2 separate regions of the Homo sapiens genome follow, and region 1 is linked to region 2. The links are chromatin loops, found by intact Hi-C in ENCODE. Cell type or tissue: ovary. All regions are shown on one strand. Links, peaks and the distances in the headings refer to the core of each region. The heading gives the core; the rest is flanking DNA.

Region 1 (9,202 bases), core at 347-8,346, 310 kb after region 2:
TTAACAGAATGGCTCTGGGTAATTTCTGGTGTTTCCTGTTTTTGCTTAAATTGGAAAAGAGGCTGACATACAGAAGATTTGATTGAGTATTCATTGGAATAGACTCAGAGCAAGGTGACACTGGACCATTGGGAGTTTTGCAACTATCTTTTTTTTTTTTTGATTAATATTTTTATTTAGAAAGAATGACATTTTTTACCCCATCCTCAGATTCAGGACTCAATCACGCAACATATATTTATTTAAGAATCAATTTTTTCAATGTTCTTTTCCAAGCTCTGTGGATGATACAAAGATGAAACAAGCAACTATCTTGTTGGTCATTTTTCTGCGGAGGGAATGGAATTTTTAGTTTGGATGTTACATCACTGTTGGTGATAATTTTTATTGTGTTGTTAATAATAATTACTGTTTTCTTTAGGCAACTATAGCACAGAATGGAAGAAAGCCCAGAGCGAATCACATGAGCGTAAGAACCAGGATTAGAAGTCTAAAAAAACTACAGAGACTTTTAGTCAAGAATGCAGGAAAATATATTTTAGGAAGAGAAAGCTTGAAGACACAGAAGTAAACAAGTAGACGGGATCTCTACCCTCATGAAGCTTTCAATTTAGCTGGCAAAGCAGGCATTAAGTTAGTCTCAGCAAGTAAAATTGGGATTCACATACACAATGAAGTACAGAAAGCTATGGGAGAATATCACAAGGTCTTGACCTACTGTAGGGGAGATCAGATCGGGGGTTGCGGTGGGGGGAGCTTGTTCGAGTCAGTGGTGATTAAGTTGAAATTGGAAGGGTGAACATGAATTAGCCAGGCAAGGAACAGTGGGAGAAGTTGGGAGGTGTCCCTCAGACTGAGAGAATAACTCTTTGGAAGGCTTTGAGTGAGGAAGGAGCTGGGACTATTGGAGTCAAAACAAATAGCAATGCTTCTAAGTGTGATTACAGCATAGTAAGCAGGAGGGAGACCAGTGCAAGATGACTCATAGGAGCATTGAAAATGTAATAGCCCATGCTAAGTGAGATTGAAATGCAAGAATTGTTGTGGTATATTGTGCTGGAAGGGATTAAATGAGTCAGGGATATGTACATGCTGCAGTTGATAAACTATGTGTGAACAGAAGCCCCTCCAGACGAGTACATTCATTCCATGCCAAAGACCAGAGGACACACCATTTACTGAAGCCATAAAGAATGCACTGCTAAAGGAGATACTAGAATCTCTAAGAAGTTCAACAGTGACTCTCCTCTTTTGTACTATATGTAGGAACTGAGTATAGGAGATGCTGCTGAAGATCTTGGCTTGTTGCAGGATTTGGGAACATAAGACTCTGAAACAATAGTGATGTGGCAGCTCTTAACCACCAGAAGCCAAGGGTTCACGTTGTCATAATGATACGCAAGTTAACAAAGACAGCCAAGGAGGTTGGAGGTGTTGAGAGTCATGGAGATGATTAATAGAACATGGTGCCCCTATGCAAAAGTAGAGAGACAGATGATAAGGATACTACTTTGCTTGTACCAGCTAAAAAAAAAAAAATTAAGTATAAATGACCAAGGGGTCTGAGGGAAGTTGCTCAAATAAAAAAAGCACAAATTCTTGTACAATTTCTAGACCTAAGGCAGTTTTTACACTCTTTAACCCTCTCCAACAGTGCAGCTGCCATGACACTGCAGATCTCCAGGTGTCCACATCAACTGAGACCCTATACCCAATAGGAGGTGAGAAAATACAAATAGCAGACATAACATCCTTACTAGTTGTGCAGCAAGTATTGACACATTGAACCTTTATAACTGGTAAAAACTAAAATAGGAGTGCTCTTAACTATATAAATACTATATGTATGAAAAAGCTATAGGAATCACTATACTTAAATTTTGAAACCATTATAACTACAGTTGCCACTAACATTCACTAGTACAACAAAGATCTTGTCAGTTAATGAGACTAGAAATAAAAGTTTGGATTTTTTTTCCTATTTAAGTAATCTGAAAGAATCAACGATTAAAATTTCAGAACTAATAAGTTATGTTTAACTAATTGAACAATTCTGTGGAATGATACAGAAAAGTCTGTATCATTCCACAAATATCAAGTGTTGTCCCATACACTGCCAATAGTCCCAAATCCATAAATTATCTTCATATGGGCATATACATGCAAGAACTACAGGAAAAAACATAAAACATCACTGAAGGCTATAAAGAAAAGGTACGGGCTGGGTGTGGTGGTTCACATCTGTAATCCCAGCACTTTGGGAGACTGAGGCGAGTGGATCTCTTGAGGCCAGGAGTTCAAGACCAGCCTGGCCAACATGGCAAAACCCTGTCTCTACTAAAAATACAAAAATTAGATGGTTGTGGTGGTGCACGCCTATAATCCCAACTACTACTCGGGAGGCTGATGCAGGAGAATCGCTTGGACCTGGGAGGCAGAGGTTGCAGTGAGCCGAGATCATGTCACTGCACTCCAGCCTGGGCGACAGACCAAGACTCTGTATCAAAAAAAAAAAAAAAAGGTACATTAAGTGAGAGATACACCATGTTCCTTGATGTGATAGATGGGTATTGCAAATGAATCCGTAAATTCAAGGCCATCCCAAATAATATCCCAACAGTTTAAGAAAATAGATTTAAAAAAAGAAGCCTAACAAGATGATTTAAAAATTTATCTGTCATAAAATATAGACAAGACGACATGGTAATTTGAAGAAATGTTAAACAATGTGGGTAGTTTGACAATAAGGTATCTAGTGAATTTTTAAAAGGAATGATAATGGTATACTAATTCATGACTGGATGAATGGAAATGAAGAGAGACTCTGGAAGCAGACACATCAAATATGGGAATTTGTATTCAAGAAACAAGCCATTGTAAGCCAGTGGGGAAAAGGTGGAATATTTTTTTTTAAATGGTGTTGGGAAAATAGGTTATCTACTTGGGGAAAGAGTTATGGAGGAGGCTATAACTATTATTTCTGAGAGCATTCACTTACAAAAAAAAAAAGATAGATAAATACCTAAATGAGAAATCAAAGCTATAAACATTTTAGAAAATAAATACGACACTAATTTTATTACCTAAAGGTAGAGAAGGATTTCTTGAAGATAAAAGTAATTATAAAAAAGATTGATAAATTTGACAGCATAAGATTTTAAATGTCTTACAAGTAAAGATAATGAGAAAAATTGGAAGAAAATATTTGAAATGTAGAAAAGAGGCAAAGATAAACATATGGAATATGTAAGGATTTTATGCAAACTCGTGAAGTCAATGAAAGCAATAGTAAAATGTCTAGAGATACGCACAGAGTATGTGCAAAAACATTAATTGTAATTATAAGTAAATGTACAAGACTAACACCAGTAATATCTTAAAACTCAAAATCAAGGTCGTGATGACTCCTGGGCCCAAGATAAGTGAAAAATCATGAGCAGAAGGTTAAAAAAAAATGGAGCTCTCTAACTGCAATAGTCCTCCCCGAAGCACTGTGCAAAAAAATCTCTAGAACTCATGGTTTCTACACTGGAAAAGTGACATTGAGGTGGATATTCAGCTTGCCCACAAACTTGGGTTCCTTCACAAGAAAACCATTCCTGCCTCACTCCATGAGAAGAATCACAAGTGCCTGTAGGGTGAAAACTCCTGAGGATAGCTAGAGAAAGGATGAAGATGTGGCTAGCACCACCCTGCACATGAAACTTAGTGCCTCTTCTTTATTGCAGCCAAAAGAGACATCAAATCAGAGAGGCTGTTTAGCAGCACCACACAGTAGGTGGCACTCTACAGAGATCCTTTGGGCCACAGACTTGTAGCCAGCCTTCTCACAAAGCCAGGGTATGTTCTTCGTGAAGTCCCGTCCAGGACAGGCAGTGCTCCAAATTTTCCAACAGCCTTAGCAACCCCAGGCTTAGGGAGACATCTAGTGCCAAAAAGGAGGCAGCAATCTCAAGCTAAGGAAACTCAATAGTCAATTGACACAAAACCTCTAGACAGACATACCCTAGCAAAAGCAAACCAAGCCAGACAGTGAAGACAGGAATAAACAACTATTCCTTCAATGCAAAGACATAGGCATATGTCCATCAGAAACATGAGCAAACAGGGAACCATGACCTCCTCAAATGGTCAAGACAAGGAGCCAGCTAATGACCCTAATGAGATAATGCTGTGTGAGCTCTCGGCTCATGAATTCAATGTAGCAGTTTTGGGGAAACTCAGTAAACTCAAAGCACAGAAAAGCGATAAATGAATCTATCAGAGAATTTTAACAAAGATATTTAAATAATTAAAAGACCCAAATTCTGGAACAGAAATACAATAGCCAAAATGAAAAACACATGGAGGGTCTCAACAGCAGAAGTGATCAAGCTGAAGAGCAAATTAGTGAGCATGAAAACAGGATATGTGGAAAATACACATTTATAGGAAAGAAAAAAATGTCAAAAGTGAAGAATGCATATGAGTTCAGAATAGCCTCAAAAAAGAAAATCTGAGAGTCATAGGCCTTTAAGGGGGAGTTGAGAAAGAGCAAGGGGTAGAAAGTTTATTCAAAGAGACAATAATAGAAAACTTTTCAAACATAGAGAAACATATAAATATCCAGGTACAGGAAGGTCAAGTATCACCAAACAGGTTCAACCAAAGGAAGCCTATACCAAGGCATATGATAAGAAAAATCTCAAAGGTCAAGGACAAAGAGAGGATCCTAAAAGCAGCAAAAGAAGCAAATAACATATGAAGGAGTTCTGATTTCTCTGACAATGGACTTCTCATCAGAAACCCTTTAGGCCAAGAGGGAGAGGGATGACATATTCCACGTACCAAAGGGAAAAAAAAAATATTGTGCCCAGAAAAGCTATCCTTCGAACATGAAGAAAAGATAAAGACTGTTCAGGAAAAACAAGAATTGAGGGAATTCATCACCACCAGACCTGTGTTACAAGAAATACTAAAGGGAGTTTTCAATTAGCCAGAAAAAGATGCTAATGTGCAAGAAAAAATCATCTGAGGCTATAAAACTCAATGATAAAAGTAAGTACACAGGCAAATTCAGAATACTCTAATGCTGTAATTGTGGCATGTAAATGGACCTTACTTTTAGTGTAAAGACTAAAAACTCAAATTTATCAAAACTGATGTTGACTACTATACTTTATTAAGAAGTATATGATATAAAAAGATGATAATTGAGGCAACAGCGTAATTGTGGGTGGATGGAGTTAAAGTGTAAAATTGTTTAGTTGTTGCTTTGTTTGTTTGCTTCTTTTCCTTATGATAAAAGTTATCATCAGTTCAAAATAGCTTGCTATAGAGTTTTTTTTTGTAAGCCTCATGGTAACCACAAGCAGAAATTCTATAATAGAAACACTTAAAATGAAAAGAAAGGAATTAAAACATGCCACCAGTGAAAAACACCTAACCATAAAGGAAGACATTAAAAAAGAAGAAAGGATGAGAGGAGTTAAAAAAAAAACAACCAGAAAACAAGTAATAAAATGGCACTAGGAGGTCCTTACTTATCAATAATTACATTGAATGTAAATGGACTGAATTCTCCAATTAAAAGACATAGAGTGACTGAATAGATAAAAACCAGCACCTAATTATATGCTTAATGTTACTTCACCTATAAAGACATACATAGACTGGAAGTGTAGAGACAGAAAAAAGATATTACATTAAAATAGAAACCCAAAAAGAGCAGTAGTAACTATGCTGCTCTCAGATAAAATACACATCAAGTAAAAAACAGTAAAAAGTGACAAAGAAGTTTGTTATATAAGGATGAAGTGGTCAGTTCAGCAAGAAGATGTAACAATTATAAATATATATGCATTCAATGCCAGAGCACTCAAATATATAAAGTAAATATTAATAAATATAAAGGAAGAGAGAGATTGAAATCCAATAGTAGTTGGGGACTTCAACACCCGACTTTCAGTGTTGGACAGATCATCCAGACAGAAAATTGACAAGGAAACATCAGAGTTAAACTGCACTCTAGACCAAATGTATCTAACTGTCTTTTACAGAACATTTCATCCAACTGTTACAGAATTCACATTCTTCTCATCAGCACATGAAACATTCTCAAAGAAAGACTGTATTATAGTCCAAAAAACAAGTTTCAGTAAGTGCAACAACATTAAAATCCTATCAAGCACCTTTTCTGACCAAAACACTATGAAAATGGAAATCAAAAACAGGAGGAATTTGAAAAATGTACAAATACATGGAAATTAAATTACATGCTCTGGAACAAACAAAAGGTCAATGAAGAAATTAAAAGAAAATTAAAAAAATTTCTTGAAACAAATAAAATTGGAAACATAATATATCAAAAGCTATGATAAGCATCAGAAGCAACACTAATAGGAAAGTTTATAGCAATAAATGCTTACATCAAAAAAGTAGAAAGACTTCAAATTAACAAATGAATAATGGACTTCAAAGAACTAGGAAAGCAAGAACCAACCAAACTCCAAATTACTAGAAGGAAAAGAATAATATAAAGATCAGAGCAAAACATAAATAAAATTGAGACGAAAAAAACCCCCAGAAGATCAATAAAACAAAAAGCTAGTCTTTTGAAAAGATAAACAAAATTGACAAACCTCTAGCTAGACTAAGAAAGAGAGAAGGACGAGAATAAGATGGCCAAATAGAACCCTATAGTGATTGTCCCCTGCCACAGGAACACCAATTACATGACTGTTCATGCAAGACAACACCATCATAAGAACCAAAAAAAATCAGGTTAGTGATTACAGCACCTGGTTTAACATAATATTGGTTGGTGCAAAAATTATCACGGTTTTCGCCATTGCTTTTAATGGTAAAAACCACAATTACTTTTGCACCAATCTAATATCAAGGAATGTGGTTTTAAGAAGGTAAGAAACATAGTTTTGCATTGGATACACCACCCATCCTCCAAGCCCCTGCAGCATCGTGCAGAGAGATAATCTATACTTGGAAGAAAAAGAGTGAAGTGATTGTGGAACTTTGCTTTGGAATTCAGTTCTGCTCTGTCACAGTGGAACACAAAACGGCAGAATTCTGCTGGTGCCCACAGAAAAAGCAACTAGACCAGCCACAGCCAGAGGCTAATTCTTAGCCCCAGTGGAAGGAACTCAAATTCTGGCTGGCTCCCCAACTCGCTGACTAAAGCGGCCTGGGTCTCAGAATAAATTTGAGAGGCAGTCAGGCCACAAGGATGCAGTCCTTGGGCAAGCCCTGTTGCTGCACTAGGCTCAGAGGCAGTGGACTTGGGTTGCGCATCACCCAGTGAGACACCAGTTGTGGTGGCCATGGGAGTACCTGTCTGCCCTCCCCAAACTCCAGGCAGTGCAGCTTGAGAAGAGTTTCCTTCTGCTTTGGGAAAGCAGAGGGAAGAGTCCCGAGGACGTTGTCTTGCAGGTCCAGTGCCAGTTCAGCCACTGTAATATTCCTGAAGAAATTTAAAAGATTTCTGAAGCCCCTGATTCCAGGCCATAGATCATATATTAATAGCATTTCTAGACCTACTCTGGACCAGAAGGGAATCTGCTGCCCTGTTGGGACAGACCCAGTCCTGGTAGGATTCACAAACTGCTGACTAAAGAGCCCTTGAGACTTGAATAAACATCAGTGGTAGCCGGGTAGTAGTTGCCACAGGCCTTGAGTGAGACCCAGCACTTTACTGGCTTCAGGTGTGACTCAGTGCAGTGCCAGCAGCGGTGGCCACAGGAGTGCTTTCATCACTCTTCCCCCTACTCCAGGGAGCCCAGCATGGAGAGAGACTCTTGATGAGAGAAAGAGAGGGAAGAGAGGGAGAGATTTTGTTTGATAGCCCAGGGAATTCTCTCTGATCTTACCCAGGCCCACCAAGAGGGTGCTGCTAGGAGTCTGCAAGAGTCACAGGGTTACCGGGTTTGGGGAGCCCCCTAGTGGTAATATGACTGCAATGACTACAGGCTTAGATTACCACATTCAATTCTCTTTGAATACCTGGAATGCCTTCTCAAGAGAAATGGGTGCAAATAAGCCCAGACTGCTGAGATTGGAATGAATACCTAACTACATAATGCCCAGACATCAACAAATATCCAAAAGCATCAAGAACATTCAGGAAAATATGACCTCACCAGACTAATTAAATAAGCCTTCGGTGATCCATCCCAGAGTGATGGAGATATGTGAACATTCAAGCAGAGAATTCAAAATAGCTGTTTTCAGAAAGTTCAATAAAATGTAAAGACCACACAGAGAATGATTTCAGAATTCTATAAAAGAAAATTAACAAAGAGATTGAAATAATTAAGACAATCAAGCAGAAATGACAGAGCTGAAAAATTCAACTGACAAACTGAAATATGCGTTAGAATCTCTCAACAACAGAATTGATCAAGCAAAGGAAAGGGTGAATGAGAAGAGAGGTTATATGAAAAACACACTCGGAGGAGGAAAATATACAAAATAATAAAACATGTCTACAAGATCTAGAATAGTCACAAAATAGCCAATCTAAGAGTCATTGGCATTAAAGAGGAGATAAAGAGGAAAATCAGGGTAAAAAGTTTACTCAAAGAAATAGTAACAGAGAACTTTTCAAACCTAGAGCAAGACATAAATATCCAGGTATGATAAAATCATAGCATACCAAGCAGATCCAACCAAAATAAGACTCGCTCAAGGTATTTAATAATCAAACTCTCAAAAGTCAAAGAAAGATCCTAAAAGCAGTAAGAGAAAAGAAACAAATAACCTATAAAGGAGCTCCAATATGTCTGGCAGCAGAATTCTGAGCTAAAACATTACAGGCCGGGAGGGAGCAGGATGACATATTCAAAGTGCTGAAGAAAAAATCCTTTCACCCTAGGATATTATATCCAGCAAAAAAATCCTTCAAATATGAAAGAGAAATGACTTTTTCAGACAAACAAAAGCTGAGAGATTGTGTCATCACCAGGCCTGTACTACAAGAAATGCTGAAGAGAGTTCTTAAGCCTGCAAGAAAAGGACATTAATGAACAAGAAATCATCTGAAGGTGTAAAACATGCTGCTAATAGTAAGTACAAAGACAAATACAGAAAAATCTAACACTGTAATTGCAATGTATATACTACTTATATTTTGAGTAGAAAGATTAAAAGGCAAACCTAGCAAAAATAATTACCATGTCAACTTTTTAAGAGATAGGTAGTATAAATAAAT
Region 2 (9,202 bases), core at 560-8,559:
TTTCCTGAGATGCCCCTTACGGTCATGTTATGGGAAGAGGGGAGGCCTAGATTAGAGAGGATAAAAGAGAGAGAAAAGAGGATCTAGTGTTTAAAGGAGGTCTACTTTCCTTCCTTTATTTTCCAGAATCACCCAGGGCTCTTGTGCTATAATGGCAGTTTGAACCGCTGGAGCTGAGATTTGAGCCCCAGGACCCATCAGTCCTGCTGGATCATCTGTGAGACTGGTCCTGAACCCAGTGACTTCCATCTCTGGGGGCAGTTCCATCTCCAGTGGTTTCCGCCACAGGCTGGACAGGGTTGAGATGGCTTCATCTTGCTGCCTGGGCATTCCTTCCTAAAATGCTCTAGCCTGCCACACCGATAGCAACTAGCGGATGCACCTTGGGGATGCTGGACTTTGCAAGCCTGCAAATCTGCTACCAGAGCCTCTGTCCTTCTCCTGAGCTTTTTCTCTTGCTTTTGGGCCTCCTCTTGGTCCCTGTTGTAAAAGACTGAAGTGGCTATTCTCAGGAGGTTTTCTAAGGTGCTATTTGGTCCTATAAATTGCTTCTGTAGCTCCCTTCTGATATCGGGAGCTGCCTGTGTAATAAACTTGTCCTTTAGAATGAGGTGTCCCTCGACTGAATCAGGGGATAGGAGGTGTGTTTTATTAGTGCCTCTCTCAGCCTTTCCATAAAGGCTACAGGATTCTCATCTGGCTTTTGGTCTATCATAGACAGTTTAGAGTAATTGAGAGGTTTGGCCCTGGTTTTCTGTAGGCCCTCTAATATACACCTTAAAAAGTGCTTCTTTTTCCATTCATCTCCTGAGTTATTGGGGTCCCAATCAGGGTTGTGTACTGGGAACTGCTTCCCTCCCGATTGGGAATAGTGTTTCTGTTATTTCTTCACTTTCCCTATCTATCTGCCTTCTTCCTTTTTGGTGTATTATAGGCGATATTTTGCTCATTTCCGAAATTCTCTGCTTCTTGCAGAGGTGCTTGCTTTTCAGCTGCCATGAGGGTCTGGTTTAGGAGCAACATAACATCCCTCCATGTGAGGTCAAACACCTGAATTAAATTTTGGAAAGCTTCTATATACCTATCAGCGTCGTCAGAAAATCAGCCTAAGTTTCCCTTTATTTGCCTAAGGTCCTATAATGAGAAGGGAACTTGAAGGGGCCCCAAATAAGGGGGATCCTCAGGTAGTTCCCCTGGAAATTGCTTCTCTAACTTTGGGGAACTATTCTCTTTGGGCCTGCCTGATATGATTGCTAAAAGGGCTTGGTTGACCTTAAAACCCTTGCAAAGGTTTAGTAAAAATGCCATGCCTTTGTGCAAAAGAAAATGAGTCGCTTTTCTCTTCAAAGTCCCGAGGTTAAGGAAGTTCCAGTGCTTCAGAGTGCATTCCAGAGGGGTGCAAGCTGAAGATAATCTGTTACCCATCTAGAAAGAGAGGCGAGAATAAAAGTGTCCTTTTAGTTTCCTTCCTTTCTGTATGACCCAGGGTGGAGAAGACGTGGAGCATCCTCCTATTTTCCCTCCATGGTTCCTGGGTCCTGGCACCCTGTTAAACGTGCCACCCATGGTTGTAGGTGTGGTCCTCCAAGCCATGAGACCAGATGAACTAAGTGATGGGACTAACCACGCTTTACCCATGCAACCTTAGCTTATCCACCTTGTGTGATCCCCTTTGACTTCCTAAACCTGTGTGATCTGCCTGGCTCCCTGAAAAATGGATCTCTGGAGAGACTGTGTCATCTTTGGGCAAGTCTCCTTTAACGGAGGCAACGTGCTAGATTGCCTGCTATTATGGTCCATGCTAAAGCATTTACCTTCAGAAAAATAGTTCTGGTTTACTTCCAAACTTAAAATCCCCTTACTAATTAAGTACGGTCTGAATCAGAGACAGAATAGGTCCCTTAAAGGAATATAGGAAACGAATGGCCATTTTCCTGCTTATGGGACAATATCAAGACTAAAATTTGACTATAGAAGACATTTTACTTCTTAGCTGCTAAAGGCAGAACTTTCCTGTTCACAGAAGTAGCTGAGAGCCTGATTTCTAGTGGTGCAAAAGGAAGCTCAGTGTTACTGTAAAAAATGTGCCTCATGAAGAGGATTTCTATTTTCACTAGGTGGTGATGTTGGCTTAGAAATACCATGAGCTCACCAGAGCTGCTGATCTTTCCTAACAGACCTGTTTCCCTGAACTGTAAAAATTCCTGCACATTTGACACACAGAGACAGTAAGAGACCCTGGATAGAGAAAGAAGGAAAGTTTGGTGACGGGATAGCAGGAAAAGAGCCTTGAGATTAAAGGACAGATTTGAGGTTGAGGTTCACTCCATACTCACCACTCCGATAAATGAATTCTTGCCCAATACACCAAAATGATACTACCTCAATGAATGTAGGAACGCCAGGGTCCTTGGTCTCACGCTGATGTAGATAAATGGACACACGTGGAGTGGTTTTAAAGAGTAGAGAGTTTAATAGGCAGGAAAGAAGGAAGAAGCTCCACCATACAGAGACAGAGGGAGGGGGGCTCCAAACGGAAAGAGAAAACCCCATGTGTGGCGGAAAAGTACTTGGTTATATTGGGAGACTAGAGGAGGTGGTGTTTGATTTGCATAGGGCCCAGGGGATTGGTTTGACCAGGTGTGTCATTTATGTAGCCCGTGAAAAACCTGGCCCTCCCACCATAGTCTTTTAATATGCAAATGTGGGCGGCCATGATAGCCTGTACATGCAGAGTTATCTGGAGGTGGCCATGACACTTGGCACATGTGGTGACAAGGAGAAGAGGGCGGGAATGGCCATATTGGTTGGACCTAGTTTCTAATCACCAGCATTCGCATGTCAGTGCTTGCTGGCCTGGTTTTTGCAAGTCGCCTTTCTGTTAGAAAAGAAGTGTTTCAGGAGCTGTTTCTATTAAAAGAAAAAGCCTTACCGAGAACTCCTTTAACCCTCTCTATCTGCCTAAAACTATTTCTTAATAACACCCGTATTTTTTTTTTTTTTTGAGACAGAGCTTTGCTCTGTCGCCCAGACTGGAGTGCAGTGGTGCAATCTCGGCTCACTGCAACCTTCACCTCCCAGGTTCAGTCAATTCTCCTGCCTCAGTCTCCCTAGTAGCTGGGATTACAGATGCATGCCACCACACCCAGCTAATTTTTGTGTTTTTAGTAGAGATGGGGTTTCACCATGTTGGCCAGGCTGGTCTTGAACTCCTGACCTCAAGTGAACCGCCCGCCTTGGCCTCCCAAAGTGCTGGGATTACAGGCATGAGCCACCATGCTCGGCCAATAACTCCTGTATTAAAATGAACTCACGAGTGGTGCTGAATAGTAGATCTGAGCTGGCAGAAGAATCAGCAAACTTAGATGTAACAGATTTTGCAATCTGAAGTTTAAACCAGAAATAAACCTCTTGGCCAAGGGGACCCCAGAGCAACCTGAAAAACTAAATTACAGGCCATGATGGGAAGGGAGGTCAGACATGCCTCATTATAACCCCTCCCTTTTGGAGTTTAGGCAAAACCGGCCAGAATTAATAAAATAGAGATATTAAGACTGACAGAACAGACTCTTTGGCAATAAGATACCAAATATCAACCTGACTCTGGTATAGCGTCACATGAAAGATAGTAGACCCTGAAGAAAATAAAAATATTTTACCCTAAAATGTTTTTTTTTGACATGTTTTGAAATGGCCCTGCAAAGCCATCTTTGGTGGAGGAAATTTTGCATGTGTAGAGAATCCCCATTAATACAGCTAGGCCTTTCCTGAATCTAGGAAAGATTAAGAGTCTGACACCTATTTTAAGGTTTGAAAAGAGACATTTACCATCTATTCCCTCTGAAGCCTGCTACCTGGGGACTTCATATACATAATAAGAACCTTGGTTTCCACAACTCCCCTTATCTTAACTCAATCATTTCTTTCTTTTCTTTTTTTTTTTTTTTTACTGATGTCAAGTCTTCAGCTTAACTCTTTCAACCAACTGCCGATCAGAAAATCTTTGAATCCATTTATGACCTGTAAGCTGTCCCCCTCAGTTTGAGATGTCCTGCTTTTCTGGGCTAAACCAATGTATACCTTATGTCTTTGCCTGTAACTTCTGTCTCTCTAAAATGTATAAAACCAAACCATAACCTGACTGCCTCAGGTGTACTTTCTCAGGACCTCCTGAGACTGTTCCCTGGGCCATGGTGACACATTGGCTCAGAATAAACTTATTGAAATATTTAACAGAGTTTTCTTTTTGGTCAAAAATTAGTCAAAAAGTACACTATTTTTAACTTTGCAATAATTGATATTTTATTGATTTCATTTTGCATCATGGCTGCATAAAGGCATTTGTAAAAAGCATTGGTGATATTCTCCTGATACAATGGAATTCCATCATCAACTTATTTTACAACTTCTTTCAATTGGTTTATAACTAGATCAACTGTTGATTTCTTAAATGAATGCCAAAAACTCTTTACATAATCCCTGAAGGAGTGAGAATTTCTTTAAACTTTTATTTAAAGTTTAGGGGTACATGTGCAGGTTTGTTACATAGGTAAACTTGTGTCCTGGGGGTTTGTTTTACAGATTATTTTATCACCCAGCTATTAAGCCTAGTACCCATTTGTTATTTTTCCTGATCCTCTCCCTTCTTCCACCCTCCATCGTCTACCCTCCAATAGGCCCCTCTGTGTGTTGTTCCCCTCTATGTGTCCATGTGTTTTCATCATTTAGCTCCCACTTATAAGTGAGAACACGTGGTATTTGGTCTTCTGTTCCTGTTTTGGATTGCCAAGAATAATGGTCTCCAGTTCCATCCATGTCCCTGCAAGGGACATGATCTCGTTCTTTATACTGGATGCATAGTATTCCATGGTATATATGTACCACATTTTCTTTATCCAGTCTATCATTGATGGGCATTTAGGTTGATTCCATGTCTTTGCTATTGTGAACAATGCTGCAATGAACATACATGTGCATGTGTCTTTATAATAGAATAATTTATATTCCTTTGGGTATATACCCAGTAATGGGATTGCTGGGTCAAATGGTATTTCTGTCTTTAGGTCTCTGAGGAATTTCCACAATGGTTGAACTGATTTACACTCCCACCAACAGTGTATAAGCATTCCTTTTTCTCCACCACCTCACCAGCATCCTTTTTTTTTTTTTAAACTAAAAAAGTACACTTAAATAAAAACTCACAAGAGGTGCTCAACAGCAGATCAGAGCTGGCAGAAGAAAGAATCAGTAAACTTAAAGATATAACAATAGATTTTGCAATCTGAAGAACAGACAGAAACAAGAATAAAGATAAAAGAGCATCAGAGAAATATGGGACACATGATAAACTCTTGATATTTGCAAGAGAAGAAGATCATATATAAGGTATCCTGCAATAAGAATAATAGGTGACTTTTCATCACAAATCATGGAAGACAGAAGGCAGTGGAATGACATATTCAAAGTGTTTAAGGAAAAAAAGCAACTAATAGTCTTATATACAACAAAATTATTTTTCAAAAGTGAAGGCAAAATACATACCCTGAAAAACAACAACAAAAAAGCTGAGATAATTTCATTGCCATCTGTGGTAGACAGAATATGGTCCACCAAAGATGTCCATGTCCTAATCCCAGTAACCTATGATTACAGAGGTTGGAGTGATGGACTTGAGGAAGGTTAGAAGGGGTCATGAGCCAAGGAATGCAGGTGATGTTTCGAAGCTGGAAAGGCAACAAAGCAAGTTTTCCTGTAGAGCCTCCAAAGACAGTACAGCCCTACTAACATTTTGATTTTGGCATAGTAAGATGAATGGACTTCTGACTTCCAGAACAATAAGATAATACATTTGTGTTGTTTTAAGCCACTAAGTTTGTGATAATTTGTTACAGAAGCCATAGGAAACTAACATACTAGCAGAGCTGTGCTGCTAGTATTTCCTATTCACAGGAAATACTAGAGAAAGTTCTTCAGGCTGAAAGAAAGGGACACTATAGAATAATTTAAATCTAAACATCAAAACAAAGAATCCTATTAAAAATAATTATGTAGATAAGTATAAAAGATTGTATCATTCCTTGTTTGTAAACTGAGTTAAGAACATATCGCGGCCAGGCGTGGTGGTTCATGCCTGTAATCTCAGCACTTTGGGAGGCCGAGGCAGGCAGATCACGAGGTCAGGAGATCAAGACCATCCTGGCCAACATGGTGAAACCCTGTCTCTACTTAAAATACAAAAATTAGCTGGGCGTGGTGACGCTTGCCTGTAGTCCCAGCTATTCGGGAGGCTGAGGCAGGAGAATTGCTTGAACCTGGGAAGTGGAGGTTGCAGTAAGCCGAGATTGCACCACTGCACTCCAGCCTGGTGACAGAGTGAGACTCCGTCAAAAAAAAAAAAAAAAGAACATATTGCATAAAAATCTATAAAATTATATACTTGACATATTACATATAGAAATACAATATATTTGACAATAACAGAACAAAAAAGGAGGTCAGACATGAAATATATTGGAGTAAAGAGATATCACCACACAATAACCTGACTTCATCAGGAGAAATACACAAAGACAGAAATGGTAAATAAGGTTAATATAAAAATGGTATAAATATATTTTTTTCTCCTTTATTCTCTTACCTTCTTTAAAAGACACACAATTATGTAAAGCAATAATTGTAATACTATATTGTTTTTTGTAATATGAATAGATGTAGTATATACAATATCGCAAAGGGGGTGGGAGGTACAGAAGCTATAAAGGAACTAAGATTTTCTATCTTATTGGAATTATTTGAAGTAGTTTAACTTGACATATAATCCATAAGTCAAAGCAACAACCAGGAAAATTGCTAAAAAATGTAGTGAAAACCATTAAAGAAATGAAAAAGTTACTCTAGAAAATAACTACTTAATATAAGACAGAAAAAAGGACTAGAGGAACACAAAAGACACAAAATATATAGAAACCAAAAGCACAATTGTAAACATAAATCAAAGCATATCAATAATAATATTAAATGTGAATCAATTAAACTATCCAATCAAAAGGCAGAGATTGTCTGATAGAAAAACAAGATCCAATCCTACTTATGGTGTCTACAAAAGACATACTTTGCTTTCAAAGATACAAATAGGTTGAAACTAAAAAGGCGGAAACCGATGTTGTGCGAAAACAGCCATAAGAGATCTGGAGGGGCTATGCTAATATCAGACAAAATAGTTTTTTGGTCAAAAATGTTGATAGCGATAAAAAGAGATATTTTATAATGATAAAATATCAATCCATTGGGAAAATATAACAATTATAAATGTGCATGCATATAACAGAAGAATCCCAAAATACATGAGGCAAAAGAAATGACATAATTGAAGAAATAAATATATGATTTAAAAAAATAGTTGAGAATTCCAATATCACACATTGAATAATGAATAAAATATCTAGGCAAAAGAACGGAGGTATAGAAAACTTGAATAATAATAATATAAACCAACTAAACTTAACACATATCTGTAAATCAATTTACAGCACAATAGAAGAATATACACTCTTCCTAAGTGCATGTATGAAACATTCTCTAGGAGAGTATATAAGCAAGGCCTTAAAATAACCCACAATAAACTTAGAATTATTGAAATTATATACATATGTCCTTCAACCACAGTAGAGTGAGATTAGAAATCAGTAGTAAAAGGAAAATTTGTAAATTCAAAAATATGTGGAAATTAATGTGCTCCTAAACAACCAGTGGGTTTTAGAATAAATCAAAAGGGAAATTAGAAAAGATGTTGAGATGAATGAAAATAAAAAAACATACCAAACTTATGTGATGCACCTTAAGCGTGTTTGGAAGGAAAATAATTTCTATAAAATGCTAAAAAAGTTCTCAAATCAGTAACCCAACCTTTAACCTTAATAAAGTAGGAAAAGAAGAGCAAACTAAACCAAAAGCAAACAGAAGGAAAGAAAAAATGAACATTAGACTTCAAATAAACTAAATAGAAAATAACAAAACCAAAAGTTATTTCTTAAATCTGATCAACAAATTGACAAGCCTTTGGCTAGAATGACCAACAAAAAAGGAAGACATAAATTAGTAACATTAGGACTGAAAGAGAAGATAACACAAACAAACTTATATAAATTAATAGTATCATAAGGAAACCTATAAACAAGTATATGCCAACAAATTATATAACTTAAATAGATAAATTCCTACCAAGACACAAATTACCAATACTAGCACAAGAAGAAATAGAAAATCTGAATAAACCTATAACAAATAAAAAGATTAAATTAGTAATTTCAAACCCCCCCCCCCCCCGCCGCCACACAAAAACACCCAGGTCTAGATGGATTTACTGGTGAATCCTAATTAACATTTAAATATGAATTAATATCAATCCTTCACAAACTCTTTGATAAAGTAAAGGAAGAAGTAAATTTGTCAAAGGGGCCAAGATAATTTTGTGGGGGAAAAGATAGTGTTTTCAAAAATGATGCAGGGACAACTGGATATTCACATGCAAAAGAATGGATATTGTATTACTCAGAGTTCTCCAGAGAGACAGAACCAGTAGAATGTATGGAAGGAAATTTATTAGGGGGAATCTGCTACCACAATCACAGAAGTGGTGAAGTCCCACGATAGGTAGTCTGCAAGCTGAAGAACCAGACAGGCTGGTAGCAGGACTCAAAGCCCGATCAATAGCTGTATACCAGGTAGCAGAAGGTGTGTTAATTTGCTCAAGTAATGAAACATCTGGTACAGCGGCTGCAATTGGAATCACCACTTGATGAAGTATTATGATAATTAACTGTCATTCTCCAACATCCATCTGTCTTCTGCACAAGCCAAATAGGAGAGTTGAATAGGGATGTGGTGGGAATTACCACCCCTCCATCGTTCAAGTCCTCGATGGTGGCATTAATCTCTGCAGTCCCTCCAGAGATGCAGTAGTGTTTTTGATTTACTATTTTTCTAGGTAGAAGCAACTCTAATGGCTTCCATTTAGCTTTTCCCACCATATTAACTCTCACCCCACAGGTTAGGGGACCAATGTGGGGATTCTGCCAGATACTAAGCATGTCTATTTAATTATGCATTCTGGAACTACGGAAATAACCACAAAATGGGTTTGGGGACCCACTGGACACATTGCAAGTCAGACCTGAGCTAAAACTCCATTAATCACCTGATC

Evidence for each region. Hi-C counts contacts between places; a loop is a spot of excess contacts. Peaks named below come from ENCODE experiments on the same cell type or tissue, not always from the same donor. Only the 100,000 strongest peaks of a DNase experiment are listed, where the experiment ranks them.
Region 1: a loop joins it to region 2, with 4 times the contacts of the local background. A loop is called at or near these places in 37 of 110 quality-filtered maps.

Annotation. Positions count from the first base shown.
Region 1 is chrX:51,143,735-51,152,936 of GRCh38, reverse strand. The region is part of intron 1 of LINC01284 (long intergenic non-protein coding RNA 1284); the gene reads left to right. Among named protein-coding and RNA genes, the nearest start is that of LINC01284, 23 kb to the left of the region's middle. In ovary, for the core only: no CTCF peak of the experiment used is centred there; a DNase peak (open chromatin) is centred at 3,858.
Region 2 is chrX:51,449,941-51,459,142 of GRCh38, reverse strand. No RefSeq gene overlaps it. Among named protein-coding and RNA genes, the nearest start is that of NUDT11, 42 kb to the left of the region's middle. In ovary, for the core only: no CTCF peak of the experiment used is centred there; no DNase peak of the experiment used is centred there.